Linked DNA regions of Homo sapiens: region 2 is linked to region 1. A link is an interaction called in ENCODE POLR2A ChIA-PET data of the cell type or tissue named here. Cell type or tissue: OCI-LY7. All regions are shown on one strand. Links, peaks and the distances in the headings refer to the core of each region. The heading gives the core; the rest is flanking DNA.

The links. ChIA-PET counts read pairs that join two places held together with the same protein. Peaks named below come from ENCODE experiments on the same cell type or tissue, not always from the same donor. Only the 100,000 strongest peaks of a DNase experiment are listed, where the experiment ranks them.
Region 2: POLR2A ChIA-PET joins it to region 1 with 8 read pairs; 2 of 35 experiments call an interaction of 5 or more read pairs at or near these places.

The regions. Positions count from the first base shown.
Region 1 is chr1:229,689,684-229,697,139 of GRCh38, forward strand. It overlaps the pseudogene KIAA1191P3. Among named protein-coding and RNA genes, the nearest start is that of URB2, 67 kb to the left of the region's middle. RefSeq lists an enhancer at 5,229-5,730. In OCI-LY7, for the core only: no CTCF peak of the experiment used is centred there; DNase peaks (open chromatin) are centred at 2,778, 3,648 and 4,858; H3K4me3 peaks cover 3,719 bases; H3K27ac peaks cover 4,402 bases.
Region 2 is chr1:229,344,345-229,351,800 of GRCh38, forward strand. No RefSeq gene overlaps it. Among named protein-coding and RNA genes, the nearest start is that of CCSAP, 5.0 kb to the left of the region's middle. RefSeq lists a silencer at 1-152. In OCI-LY7, for the core only: no CTCF peak of the experiment used is centred there; no DNase peak of the experiment used is centred there.

The DNA.
Region 1 (7,456 bases), core at 1,373-6,372:
TCTCTCCTTCCTCCTCCTTGGTGAGGCACTGATACTTGCACTCTGGAATCACTGGCTTCCAGTGGACGCTGCCCGTGTCCGATGGAGGAGTCATGGGCACAGGGTCCTCGAGGGCATCATCATAGCTGGATGCCCAGCAGTTTATCCTGATGGGCAGGGACATCTTTCCTAGAAGCCCACCCAGCCTCAAGAGCAGGCACTTCTGGTTGTGTTGAAGCCAGTGAAAGACTGGGACCCAGGTGCTTTTTCCATATATATAGAATTCTGAGCTGAGTCCCTCCCACCACAGTGAAATGATGTAATGACTAAGCTGACAGATGTTAATGAGGAACACAGTGCAGCAGCTGCAAATTAGCAAAGCTTCCCAGGAAGAGTGCATCCAGAGGTTCTGCTATCCTGCTGCTGCTGCTGCTGGGCTGCCTGCGGCCTGGAGTCCAGCGCTAAAGAGGTTCTGAGGGCCCACGTCTCCCGAGAGGCTGTGACGCAGTCTGGACTGAAGGCATGGTGAGAGCAGTGGCAACACCGAAGGTCTCCAGGACCCAGCAGACAACACTGCCCCCCTGCTATGGTTTTGAAGTGTCTTTTTCTGTACTCAGCCCTTACGTGGTTGCTATAAACATTAGACTATTTTTTAAAGTAGTTACAAATGGTTGGTTTGTTTGTTTGTTTGTTTGTTTGTTTTTTGAGACGGAGTCTCGCTCTGTCGCCCAGGCTGGAGTGCAATGGTACGATCTCGGCTCACTGTAACCTCTGCCTCCCGGGTTCAAGCGATTTTCCTGCCTCAGCCTCCCGAGTAGCTGGGATTACAAGCACCCCCGCCACCGACCGCACCCAGCTAATTTTTGTATTTTTAGTAGAGACAGGGTTTCATCACGTTGGCCAGGCTGGTCTCAAACTCCTGGCCTCAAGTGATCCACCCACCTCGGCCTCCCAAAGGGATTACAGGCGTGAGCCACTGCAACCTCCACCTCCTGGGCTCAATAGAAACATTTTTTTTTAAGTTTCTGCTGTAAAAAAATATATTTCTGTTGAGCCTAGGAGGTGGAGGTTGCAGTGAACCAAGATTACACCACTGCTCTCCAGCCTGGGTGACAGAGTGAGACCCTGTCTCCAAAAAAAGAAAGTTTCTGTTGGGGGAGAAGAGCTTGGAGGGTCATACTCTGCCATTGTGCTGACGTTGCTGTATTTGTTTTTACATTCAAACTTTCTTTTGTAATAAAATATATCTTGAAAAGCATCAGTGGTGGTGTGGCTTTATTCATTTTTAGTTTGAGAATATGCACATTTTCTTCCTAATATTTGGCAGTTTGAAATAATCAAAAGGCTCAGGACCCAGTTAAGAGAGTTTATTCAAGTGCACTGTCAGGGTGGCCATCTCAGGACACGTGGACACCAAAGAATGGTGATTGGTGCTCCTGGTGTCCTGGTGTGGGGAAAAGTGAGGGCTGCTTATGAGGTCAAAAATGGAAGTGTTGAATGGAATCACAGCATTTTCCATAGAGAGGCTAACATGCAGATATAAGATTTGATTGGCTACTATCGATTCCACGCTAAGGGGGTGGCTTAACATCCTATTGTAGGGAGATAACAACCACAAGGTCTCCAGCATCATTTTGTGTAGGTTTGAATGAAGAATGGGAAGTCTGGTTGGCATGTAACATCTCAACACAAAAGTCAGGAAGCAATGGTCATGCACCAGAGGAAAAGAACGGTCATGTTATATGACTCAGTTTGCAGGGCTTAACTTTTATTCTTAGCACAGTACATTTGGAAGGTGCTAAAATTTTATCTCTTTTCACATACGGCAGGCGGATACATCAGTGTCCCAGGCGGGGCTGGCTATGCTTTAGAGTACTGGCTGTCCCTGTGTTCTCTACTGTCTATCAAGTGGTACCCAATCTCCTACCACAAAGGGCTCGAGGTTTTCAGCCAGACAACAGTGTGTGTGCCTTGATTTGCAGCTCAGATAAATATCTTCTCATAGTCAGTTCAGCTGAAAAACATTTATTGAGTACTATATGTCAAGTACGGCAGAACACATGGGGGTATAACTGAGGACATAGAGGATCCATGCTAGAGGAATGTACTTCCAGTGAGAGAACAGACGGTAGGCAAACAATTTTAGGACAATGGGGAGCTGCCATGATGGAGGCATGTAGATGGTCCTGTGGGAGCACAGAGCAGGAACTTCCTGGAACTGAGCATTTTTGTTTGTTTGTTTGAGACAAGGTCTTACTCTGTTGCCCAGGCTAGATGCAGTGGTGCCATCACAGCTCACTGTAACCTCCAACTCCTGGGCTCAAGCGATCCTTCTGCCTTAGTGTCCTGAGTAGCTAGGAATACAGGCATGCACCACCACACCTGGATAATTTTTAAAATTTTCTGCCGACAGAGGGTCTCACTATATTGCCCAGGCTGGTCTCAAACTCCTGGCCTCAAGAAATCCTTTTATCTTGACCTCCCAAAGTGCTGGAATGACAGGAGTAAGTCACCGGCCTCAGCCCTGGGAGCTGAGTCTTGATGAGAAGTTAGCTAAATGAAGAAGGAAGGGCCACCAGATGAAAAATTCATAACAAAGCCTGAATGAAAACTCGGGATTTCGGAGTCCTGGTCCAGTGTTTTTCTTACTTATCTGGGTTTTCAGAATCTCGTCTAGAAGAGACTCATATTCTTGTTTAATCTGGCAGGGCTTTTTTTCTTGTAAGGTTTGTTGGGAAATGAGGTATTTTGACCTGCTTGACTGATTCACCTACTAAAAGGATTATATAGTCACTGCTCTAGAAAACCACTTCCTCAGTGAGAATGTGGTCCCGTAGATTGTGCGTCCTGGTTTTTCACACATTATTATCATTCTTTTTTGTTTGTTTGTTTCAGACGGAGTCTCGCTCTGTCACCCAGGCTGGAGTGCAGTGGTGCGATCTTGGCTCACTGCAACCTCTGCCTCCCAGGTTCAAGCAATTCTCATGTCTCAGCCTCCCAAGTAGCTGGGACTACAGGCATGCACCACCATGCCCAGCTAATTTTTAAATTTTTAGTAGAGACAGGGTTTCGCCATGTTGGCCAGGCTGGTCTTGAACTCCTGACCTCAGGTGATCCACCCACCTTGGCCTCCCAAAGTGCTGGGATTACAGGCGTGAGCCGCCACACCCAGCCTATTATTTATTATTCTAACCTGTGTTCCAACACACTTCAATGACCTGCTTGTTGAATGGCTTTCAGAAGGGAGGCTTTGCCTTTCTTCCTGGGATAGAGTCATCTGAGTTTGTCTTGGCTCAGTTCTAAGTGACTGGTCTCTTTACCTGTCATCCCCATTGCCAGCTTAGATCTAGGCAGCATCCCATGAGACTCAATCCTTCCTGGAATCAGATGAGTGGACAGTGGGGTGGGCCCTGCCAGCCCAGCCAAACAGTCAGATCCTCTCCCTGAGGATCTGGAATAGGGATGCTTCCAGTTCCGGGGACTGACTTGATTAGCTATAGGTTCCAAGTACAGTTATGTAGAGTCAAGTTTCATGGTGAGGCTTACTTAGACAAAGCAATAAGCAAACTGAAGTTGTGAAGGAGCAGAAACCCTGAACAGCAAGGGGAAGCCAGCCCATAGGGAGGATATGGGAGCAGGTGTACAGAGAGAAGCCAAGATGAGAGATGATGTGGCTTGAGAAACGGTTGCCATTCATTCTCTGGTTCCCTGGAGACCCAGCTGCACTTCCTACAGCTGGGTTCTGTTACATCGCTCTGTGTCTTGTACAATAAACCTTTTGCTTGAGCTGGCTTGCGTGGGTTTCTGATCCTTCAACAAAAACTTCCTGTGATTCTAGCAGTCCCAAATCGATTTCTCCCCAGATCTTTCAGCTGACATGATTTCTTCCCCTTTTGTTACCTAGTCTATGAGAATGAAGGAGATTCTGTCGGCATCAGTGATTTTCTTTTTCCAGCTATTGCAAAGGTATTTTACATTTGCTAGGGGTTAGAGGCAATGACTCGGTACTTTCTCCAACACAGGGGGAGCAGATTCATCGGTGAAGTCAATGATGGCCACTTACAAGCAGTTCCACATAAGCAGTGTATTGTAACACAGAAGTATTGAATAATTGAAAGCATAACCATACTAATAGGATCTTTGCCTGGCTACATGATAGCCATGAGAAATATCAGACCACGAGCCAGGGAGACAAGGTGCATAGTTCCAACCTTGCCTCTAATTGGCTGCGTGATTAAAGGCATCAGGGGCGTTCAGTGCACCTTGGGGTTTCAGCGGCCTCCTCCCCTTGCTCACAGGCTCAAATGAGACAAGGTATATGAAAGCAGTTTGAAAAGGTACAGAGTGCCTTACCCTGAGATATGTGAAGGACTATATTTAGTTACTGGGAGCTGGAAGGGCCTAATGTCTTTCCCACATGTCCTATCAAAGACACATGTGCAGGACAGCTGGTGAATACAGATCGGTGAAGTGCTGACCCTGGCTGTGCTTTGGAATCACAGTGGTGCTTTACAGACCCAGAGGGGCCGCCTTACCCAGTCTCTCTGAATCTGAAGCTTCTTGAGCAATGCTTGGCAGCCAGGGCTGAGAATCTCTTCTGCTGCCCTGTCTCCAAGTTAGGCGCCGAACTCTGGGAGTCAGCAGGCCTATGTTGGCTTCTGACGCTTGGATGTCCCGCCCAGCCCCTGGAGGTCAGAGCCCAGTGAAGAGACAGCAGGAGCCAGAGCCCCAAGCTGAGCACAGACACTTACTCATCCTCCCCCTCGCTGGCCACACTAATGGGAATAGTTGGGAGAGAAACTCTTCAGTGCTAACAGGCTGCAGCTGCTGTTGTGGCAGCAGCCAGGTGGTGAGTCGGCACAGTCGATGCCTGGCTTAATTTGCAGCAGGAAGCGGGGCTGGGGACAGTCTGCTTCCTCTGCCTCTCTTTGTCCCCAGCAGAGCCCTGCCTCCTGGTGAGCGGTGCAGCTGGGAGAGGTAATTGGATTTGATGAACATCTAGCTCTATGGAGACAGAACACTTTAGGTTTTCCCATGAAGGTCAAAGGCAGGCCAGATAGTTTTAAGATTTGACCTCTGGCATCTGAAAAGACAAATAATGGAATTTTTTTTTTTTTTTAGTGAGTTTGTGGTTGAAATTTTGGCTATTTCAAATGGGTAGGAGGGTACACAAAATGACTGAATTTAACCCCTGAGAATAAATTCTGGACTGATCTAGAATCTTCTGGAGAATGGCCTGGCCCTTCCCACCTCTCTAGCCTCATGTCTTACACCTCACGGATACACTGGCATCTTCCAGGCACGGGCCCACCCCACACTTCCACTTCTGGAAATGTGTTTTTTTCTCTGTATAGGTTGACTTTATCCTAACTACCCATTTTGCTGGGCCAACCCCTGTATATCCTTCCAAACTCAGTTTGAGACACTTTTCCAGGCAGGTGCTCTGCCTCCTCCCTGTGTGAATTTGCATCATAGAAGATCCTGTGTGCAGCTTGCTTGGATCCCTTCTGCCATGCACTGCTGCAGAGGGGGCAAATACTGAGCCGCTCCAAGTCACATTCTCTTTGCATCTAAGATGGGACTAGTAATACCCATCCCTTAATGATGTGGCAAGGATGAAGTTGACTCATTTGTACCCAGTGTTTAAAATGCCATCTGATAGTTAGTAAATGTTTGAATAATTGAAAGCATAACCATACTAATAGGATCTTTGCCTGGCTACATGATAGCCATGAGAAATATCAGACCACGAGCCAGGGAGACAAGGTGCATAGTTCCAATCAACAAGTGATTGCTACTGTTCCTCTTCTGGGATGACAGGTTTCCACATCTGCCTCCGGGGACTAGCTCAGGCCCTGCACTTAGTGTGGGTCCAGTAAGGGTCTGACAAGGACTACTTGAGGGAGAAAGAACCTGATAAGTTTCTTAAAATCATCAATAATTATAATCCGTTTTTTTGAGCTGATTGTCATTTCTGCCCAATTATTAGGCAGTGCTGTAATGTATGCAAACATAACATTTACATAATACTTTCTGTGTAAGTGGCATGTTCTAAGTAGAGTAACTTAATATAGTAACCCTATGAGCAAGTCTTATTAACTTTAATTTCATCATTTGCAGTTTGCAAATGAGGAGCAGCCTGGTTCCGGAACTGGTGGCTCTGATCGCTACACCACAGTGTAGTTGCTAGAAATGCAATGAAAGCTCATCCGAGTGAAAAAGGCCCAGCCAAGCTCAGGCCCCTGGAGGCCAGAATGGAGTGGGCTTTGGTCTTGGATGGGAAGCACGTCTGTCAGAGAAGGCAGCACAGTTCAGGAAAATACCCCTGGCCAACATTCTCAGATGAAGCCCCTCAAAACAAGCAGCTTAGGAAGCTCACAGGGCAGAGGAACAAGTGTGCGGGTGGACAGGGCTGGGCAGGGAGAACAGAGCCTTAGTGCCCTCCCCTGGAGGAGGCACAGAACCTCCCCACATGGTCCTCCCTTAGCCTCAGTCACCAGCTGAGAGAACAGCCTCTTAAAATTGCACCCTCTGCCTGCCTTTGTCTCCCATTTTGTGACCCTGAGAAGTCAGGCATCTCTCTCACAGTGTCAGTGTGGCTTTAGAAACGCTGTTTTGTGTCCTTGTTGTTGTGTGCACTTTTTGTGGACACCTATGCCCTGGAAGGTGCCCCAGTCGCATGTTGTATTAACTGCGTCTTTTTATTTTCTGTATTCTGATGCTTTGCTGTTTTAGGGCCTTGCTGTCTTGGCGGGAGTCCCCCCTCCCAGGGCTAATTACTAGAGAAAGTCAAGGGCTGGCCTGAGAGCGCACCTTTCATATGCAAACCAACCAATCTAGAATGCCTACCAGCGACACTTCCTCTATTGCACTTACACTCCTGACCAGGCCATGATTCCCTGCCCTCATCACCCCAGGGCCAGGTAGCAAACAACTAGGCACAGTCCCTATACCCCAGAGCTTGCTGAAATTACTCAGACAAGCCAATCCTCAACCCGCTTGCCCTGTTTTGCATGCTCTTTCCCTTGGAAACCACAATAGAGAGCCTTGCCCATGGTTTTCCCCTCTCCCTCTGTCTTCAACCAACTCTAGTGCTTGCCTGTGTGCCCCGTGTGGAGGAGTGAGTGCCTCCTCCTCTTGGTAATTGCAACAAGCCACCTTATCAATGGCAGTCTTCTGATCTGTTGGCATCATCAGACCTGAATAATGATAAAATCTACATTTCAAAACATATATGTATTGCCCTAGAATTGCGTTTGGGAAAAACTCAAACTGTTTCTGTCAGGCCTCTGAGCCCAAGCCAAGCCATCGCATCCCCTGTGACTTGCACGTATATATATGCCCAGATGGCCTGAAGTAACTGAAGAATCACAAAAGAAGTGAAAATCCCTGCCCCGCCTTAACTGATGACATTCCACCACAAAAGAAGTGAAAATGGCCGGTCCTTGCCTTAAGTGATGACATTACTTTGTGAAAG
Region 2 (7,456 bases), core at 1,640-6,639, 350 kb before region 1:
AATGATTCAGAGGCGGCTACTGGCCCAAATGGGGCGGGTCAGACCGTCTGCTCTGAAAACTTGAAGTTACTAGTCCAATCATTAGCACGGGATTGTGTTAATGGCAGTTTTCTGGACGGAAACTCCAGGATACCCTGCTGCTAATGAGTCCGCGGACGCCATGATTTCTCCCCTTCCCAACTTTATTTTCTGTTCCTTGACTTACATTAGGGACATTCTAATGCACTTTCCTTTTGTTTAAGCTGGCTGGGGTTGGTTTCTGATGTTTGCAACCAAAGTAGCCTTAATAAAGATTGAATAAGGTGGGGAAATGGTTATATGTAGTTCTATGGGACATGCAGGACACCATCGGTTTCAGCTTTTGCTGCATAATTCACTCCAAAACTCAGTGGTTTAAAACAGCTAAGATTTATTATTTCTTATGATTCTGAGGGTTAGCTGGGCAGTTCCTCCGCAGTTGGATTCTGATGGAGAGACAGCAGGGCTGGAAGTTTCAAGATGACCTCCTGATATAGTTGGGATAATTCCTCCAAATCTGAAGTTGAAATTGATCCCCAATGTTGGAGGTGGGGCCTAGTGGGAAGTGTGTGGGTCATGGGGGCAGATCCCTCATGCATGGCTTGGTGCCATTCTTCAGTAACGAGTGAGTTCTCACTCTTTTAGTTTGCATGAGAGCTTGTTGTTCAAAAAGAGCCTGGCATGTCCTCCTCTCTCTCTCTCACTCCCTTTCTCTCTCCATGTGACATGACAGCTCCCCTTCCCCTTCCACCATGATTGGAAGCTCCCTGAGGCCTCACCAGAAGCAGATGCTGACACTGTGCTTCCTGTATAGCCTGCAGAACCATGAGCCAAATAAACCTGTTTTATTTATAAATTACCCAGCCTCCGGTATTCCTTTATAACAGCACAAAACAAACTAGTACACCTCCCTTACATAACTGGCAGTGGGGTGGGCTGTGGGCTGGGCCGTCTTGGTCACATCCTCCAGAAGCCTGGACTGGCATCTCAAGGTCATATACATCTCCTGCTGCATTCTCACGTTCAAAGAAATCACAAGGCTAAGAGTCAAGGGAGAGAAATGAACTTCCCTTCTGCATAAGAGGAGCAGCAAATTCACATTCCAAAAGGGATTGCATACCGGGTGAAGGAATTTGCGGGCATATTTTACAATCTTCAACACAACACACACACACACACACACACACAAATATAAGGGCACTCTGGGAGGCCAAGGCAGGCGGATCACCTGAGGTCAGGAGTTCAAGACCAACCTGGCCAACATGGCGAAACCTCATTTTTACTAAAAATACAAAAATTAGCTGGACTTGGTGGTGCATGCTTGTAGTCCCAGCTACTCCGGAGGCTGACAGGAGAATTACTTGAACCTGAGAGGCAGAGGTAAGCTGAGATCATACCACTGCACTCTAACCTGAGCGACTGCACCCTATTTACAAGAGAGGCTTGCAAATATCTGGCTTTTCTAGGTTCTACACTGGCATGGGAATTCATAAAAAGTGTCAAGTAGATAGCGGATGTCTCCTGAGTATGTTTGTATTTGGAAGGGGCAGTCGGGGGCTGGGGACGGGGGGAGAGAGAGGGAGAGAGAACAGCACCATCCAGAGACAAATGGGAAGGAGAGGGCAGTGGATGGAAGGAGCACTGTGTGGGAGGAGTGGGTACAGAGCACGTGAATTGGGGAGGAGTCAGGAGGAGTGGGTACACAGCATGTGAGTTGGAAGATCAGCTTTTTCTCAGAAGCAAGGAAGAGGGAAGTTGAGGAAGCCCTCGGAGGATGGCCTCCCCTGGCTCAGAAGAAGAAAATTATTGAGATAGGATGGGCTGGCAAGCTGAGGGAGTGATAGTGCCAGAGGCTTAGGGTGGAAGGGCTCCAAGAGGTTCAGCCACACCCCCCGAGAGGTGGACAGCCTTCATGTCCCTGTGAGGCTGCCTGTTCTGCTCCTGGCCAGACTCGGTCGCCAGCAGATTTTCTCATGTGGAATCTGTATGCCTGTGTGGCAAATATCTATTGTTTATCTTTCAGGAGTGCAGCTCCAGGCCCTTTTTTTTTGGAGATGGAGTCTCACTCTGTCGCCCAGGCTGGAGTGCAGTGGCGCGATCTTGGCTCACTGCAACTCCCCTTCCTGAGTTCAAGCTATTCCCCTGCCTCAGCCTCCTGAGTAGCTGGGACTACAGGCACCTGCCACCATGCCCGGCTAGATTTTGTATTTTTAGTAGAGACAGAGTTTCACCATGTTGGCCACGCTGGTCTTGAACTCCTGACCTCAGGTGATCCATCTGCCTCGGCCTCTCAAAGTGCTGGGATTACAGCATGAGCCACTGTGCCTGGCCAGATCTTCCTTTCTATTGGCTCCCCAATCTCCATCAGAGGAAGATGCCCCTCCTCGCCCAGGGCTGCCTCCCATCCAGGGCTTCCTCTGCCAAAATTGAGGGCACAGATCCTCCCTCTCCTGCCTATGCCTGGATCTTGCAGCCTGGTTTCTGGAGTCCCCTTGGTTTCTCTTAAATTTCCACCCTTTCCATTTTTTCTGTGAGCCTCTTAGGCCAGGGGTTCTGGTACCATCTATGGCCTGTTAGGTTCTGAGCCGCATTGCAAGAGGTGAGCGGCATGTGAACAATTACCACCTGAGCTCAGCCTCCTGTCAGATCAGCAGCAGGATTAGATTCTCATAGGAGTGCGAACCCTTTTATGAACTGTGCATGCGAGGGATCTAAGTTGCGCACTCCTTATGAGAATCTGTCTAATGCCTGATGATCTAAGGTGGAACAGTTTCATCACTAAACCACGCTGCCTTGCTGCCCCACATCTGTAGAAAAATTGTCTTCCACGAAACTAGTCCTTGGTGCCAACAAGGTTGGGGACCGCTGCCTTAGGTCATTCCTAAAAGTTCCCTCTAGCTTAAGAAACCAGTCCCAAGCCAGTAACATTTGCCACTGTTCTGTCTTTTAATCTTTGCTCATCGGTCCTCATCTCATCTGCAGAACAAATTGACACCCTCGTCCATTGTGGCTGTCCTTCAGTACTGTATGAACAAGGGCTCCTCTGGAGGGAGGCTTACCTCCTCTGTTCTAGAAATACGATCTTATAGGTTATGCTTATGACTATAGTAGATTTTTTAACAGCTAGACCTTACATATGGTCAATTATGTCCCAGAGAGGAGTCCTTCCCACCCCATGAGTGCTGTCCAGTTTGGTCTTTCTCATCAAGTTCTTGTTATTTTAACACAAAGGCAAATGTATAAATGGACACGTATTGCTTCATCTGCTCACTGCTCTTCCCTGTCCCCCTGTGGTTCTCCTGGGGCTGTCAACCCCAGCCTCCCACTCTGTCCCCATCTATAGGGAAAGGGAAGTGACCTGGGCTTGGCCAATCAGATCATCTTATGCCCCTGGCAACAGCTGCGCATGTGATGGAAGAATCTTTGTCTATAATTGGAATACCAAGAAGTTCTCTTTTGCTGGTGGTCTTTGGCTCAGACAATATAAGCTTGAGGCTATTAAGTGGCACTTTCTCCAGCTATAGGGAGGAAGTCCTTTTCCAGTGCGAGAAGAAGAGGCCAGCCTTCAGCAGGAAAGCAGAGCTCAAAGACAAAGAGAAGGAAAGAGAGTCCCAGTGACATTGGTTGAACCCCTGGCTCTAGCTCTGCCTGAGCCCACAAATATCCTTTCTGTTTAAGCTAGTTTGAATTTTTTTTGTCACTTCCAAGCGGATAAGTCCTGACATAATAATATGCTATTAGCTCATGTGGGAGCTGGCTGTTTAAAAGATCTTGGCATCCCTCTTGCTCCCTTTCTTGCCATGTGACATACCTGTTGCCTTTTCCCCTTCTGCTATGGCTGTGAGCTTCCTGGGCTTCCCCACCCAGAAGCAGATGCCAGCACTGTGCTTCTTGTACAGCCTGCAGAACTATGAGCCAAAAAAACCTCCTTTTTTTTTTTTGTAAATAAGTTACCCAATTTCTGGAATTCCTTTATATCAACACAAAATGGACTAGTTTACAGAAGATAAGACATATTAAATATCTTAATTGGAATCAATATCTAAATGTGCTTAGATTCATTTTGAATTGAGGAGGAGTATAAAGAAACCGTAAGAACGGATACAAATTAAAATAAAAGAATTTTTGTTTCCATTATTTCTGTGGTAGCTGCTATTATCTTAAGTCCTCAAGCGAAGGTAAGGTAAAGAATGCTAACATAGCCCTGCCACATCAACAGTTGCCCCCTGCGCCCTTCTGCGAAGTATCAGCCAGCAGTGACGGTCACAGTTGTGCAGTTTGAGGGATGTAATCAGCACCCTTTCCCAATGCAGCACGTGAAATACTCAGCTTTGAAATGTTGTTATTGGACTGAAGAAGTGATTTCAGAAAACTTTTCACAGTGGGCATCTTTGTGTGGAATGAAGACAGGTGACAATGTCAGGAACCCTACTGTCCACGGCCTTGACCCAGCTGCTACGTTCCAGTGAGGATTCAATTCCATGCACATCAGTGAAAGCTTGCTGTATCCCTGGCTATGCTGAGGGCAGGAAATGTAAAAGACGCAGGTCTCAAACTTTAGGTTTATTTATTTATGTATTTATTTATTTATTTTTGAGACGGAGTCTTGCTCCGTCACCCAGGCCAGAGGGCAGTGGCATGATCTCGACTCACTGCAACCTCCGTCTCCCTGGGTCAAGCTATTCTCCTGCCTCAGCCTCCCAAGTAGCTGGGATTACAGGCTCACGCTGACATGCTGGGCTAATTTTTGTATTTTTAATAGAGACGAGGTTTCGCCATGTTGGCCAGGCTGGTCTTGAACTCCTGACCTCAGGCGATCCGCCTTCCTCAGCCTCTCTAAGTGCTGGGATTACAGACATGAGCCACCGTGCTGGGGCCCTTTTAGACTCATTTAAAGCTCAGTGGTTCCCAACTTTTGGGGGTCATATACTCTTTTGAGAATATGATCAAACTTATGGACTTTCTCCCCAGAAAAAATAAATGTACACACAAAACATTTGCCTGCCTGTAACCCTCCCCCATGCTGGCTTATGGATCCCAGGAAAAGAACCTAGGTGCTCTGTTCCACAGACAAACAACATGTAATTAGATGACTAATAGTACTAGCATCCAATGCCTTCTCAATGTCAGGCATTTTACTCATATCAGCTCAATTAATTCTCATAGCAACTCTGTGAGAATTAGAAATAGAATCTATTATGTGCCCATTTTACAGATGATGAAATTGAGGACTAGACCTAATAAAGAATAAAGAACTCGATTAAGATTACACAGCTAGCAGTGGTGGAATTGGAGCTCAGAGATGGCTGACTCTGGAGTTAATAGTCATGTGAGGTTGGCCAAGGGATAATTGGCCAGGTGCTCCGAGGCAAAAAATAGAGAAGGTGGAGACTGTGCAGTCTGCCTCAAGGCAGAGCCAGACTGCCTGAGTTTGAATCTTGGTTTTGCCACTAACTACGTGACTTTGGTCAGGTAACTTCTCTATGCTTCAGTGTCCCTAGGCATGAAACAGAGATAATAACAGTTCCTGTGAAGACCAGATAAAATTGCAGCTTATGAAGTAGTGAGAACTGTGTCTGCATTGAATAAGCAATCAATAAATGGTAGCTCTTTTTATTGTTAAGCAGGATGACCCCAGTGCTTTGAGGATGGCTCCACATACGAAGGAAGAACGACAAAGAACAGATGTATCCAGAAACACAAGCAGAGAACTGGCTTAGGGTCTTCAAACTGCAGGTGAACAGTTGTCACTAGTACTATGTAATTTAGGATAGTGAGGAATGAAGAAAACTTGGGTTCCACAGTAGAATAGTTTGCTGGTGAGTTTCAAGAATGAGGTTTTGCCAGCCACGGTGGCTTGTGCCTATAATCCCACTACTTTACGAGGCCAAGGCGGGAGGACCACTTGAGGCCAGGAGTTCAAGACCAGCCTGGGCAATGTAACAAGACCCTGTCTCTTAAAAAATAAAAGATATTACCCAGGCATGGTGGAGCATGCCTGTAGTCCCAGCTACCCAGGAGGTTGAGGTGGGAGGATTGTTTGACCCCAGGATGTCGAGGCTGCAGTGAGCTATGATCACACCACTGCACTCCAACCTGGGTGTCACAGCAAGACCCATCTGTATAAAAAATGAGGTTTTAGCTGGGCGCAGTGGCTCATGCCTGTAATCCCAGCACTTTGGGAGGCCCACGGGGGTGAATCACCTGAGGTCAGGAGTTCAAGACCAGCCTGGCCAACATGGTGAAACCTCATCTCTACCAAAAAATACAAAAATTATTCAATCATGACTGGCGCATGCCTGTAGTCCCAGCTTCTCTGGAGGCTGAGACATGAGAATGGCTTGAACCCAGGAGGCAGAGGTTGCAGTGAGCCGAGATCGTGCCACTGCACTCCAGCCTGAGTGACAGAGTGAGACTGTGTCTCCAAATAAAATAACTAAAAATAAAAAATAAAAAAATGAGGTTTAATAAAGTGAGAGGGTAAACGTGAAATCTGGGAAGCTAAGGAATGTGTGAATAGTGAGGAAATGAATGTAGCTGGTATAAGTCACTCATTTAAAAAGTCTAATACAGAACCAGGCTTGTTATCATGCTGATCCCGTCATTGATGGATTAAAATAAATCAGGCCAGGCAAGGTGGCTCACGCCTGTAATCCCAGCAGTTTGGGAGGCCGAGGTGGGCAGATCACCTGAGGTCAGGAGTTTGAGACCAGCCTGACCAACATGGAGAAACCCCGTCTCTACTAAAAATACAAAATTAGCCAGGCGTGGTGGTGCATACCTGTAATCCCAGCTACTCGGGAGGCTGAGGCAGGAGAATCCCCTGAACCTGGTAGGCAGAGGTTGTGGTGAGCTGAGATGACACCATTGCACTCCAGCCTGGGCAACAAGAGCGAAACTCCATCTCAAAAAAATATATATATTTGTGTTTGTAAGAAAGTCACGTTGATAACTTTTTGGGGAATTATACTGCATTAGTATGCTAGAGCTGCCATAAAAAAGTAGCATAGACTGGGTGGCTTAAACAACAGAAATTTATTTCTCACAGTTCTGGCTGTGAAGTCCAAGAGCAAAGTGCCAGCATCGTTGGTTTCTGGCAAAGAGTTTTCTTCCTGGCTTGTAGATAGCCCCTATCTCCCTGTGTCCTCACATGGCTGAAAGAGAGTTCTGGGGTCTCTTCCTCTTCTTATGAGGGCATCAGCCCTATCAGATCAGGGCTTAAGTCTCATGACCTCATTCAACTTTAACACCTCCTCACAGGCCCCATCTCCAAATATATAGTCACATCGGAGGTCAGGGTTTCCACATAAGAATTTTGGATTAGCGCTTCAACATATGCAATTCAGTTCATTGCACATACTTTGACAGTTTTGGACATCTCATTGAGATGTCCAAGTGGACTCAACTTCCGGAACCAATTAAACTTAATTAACCAAAA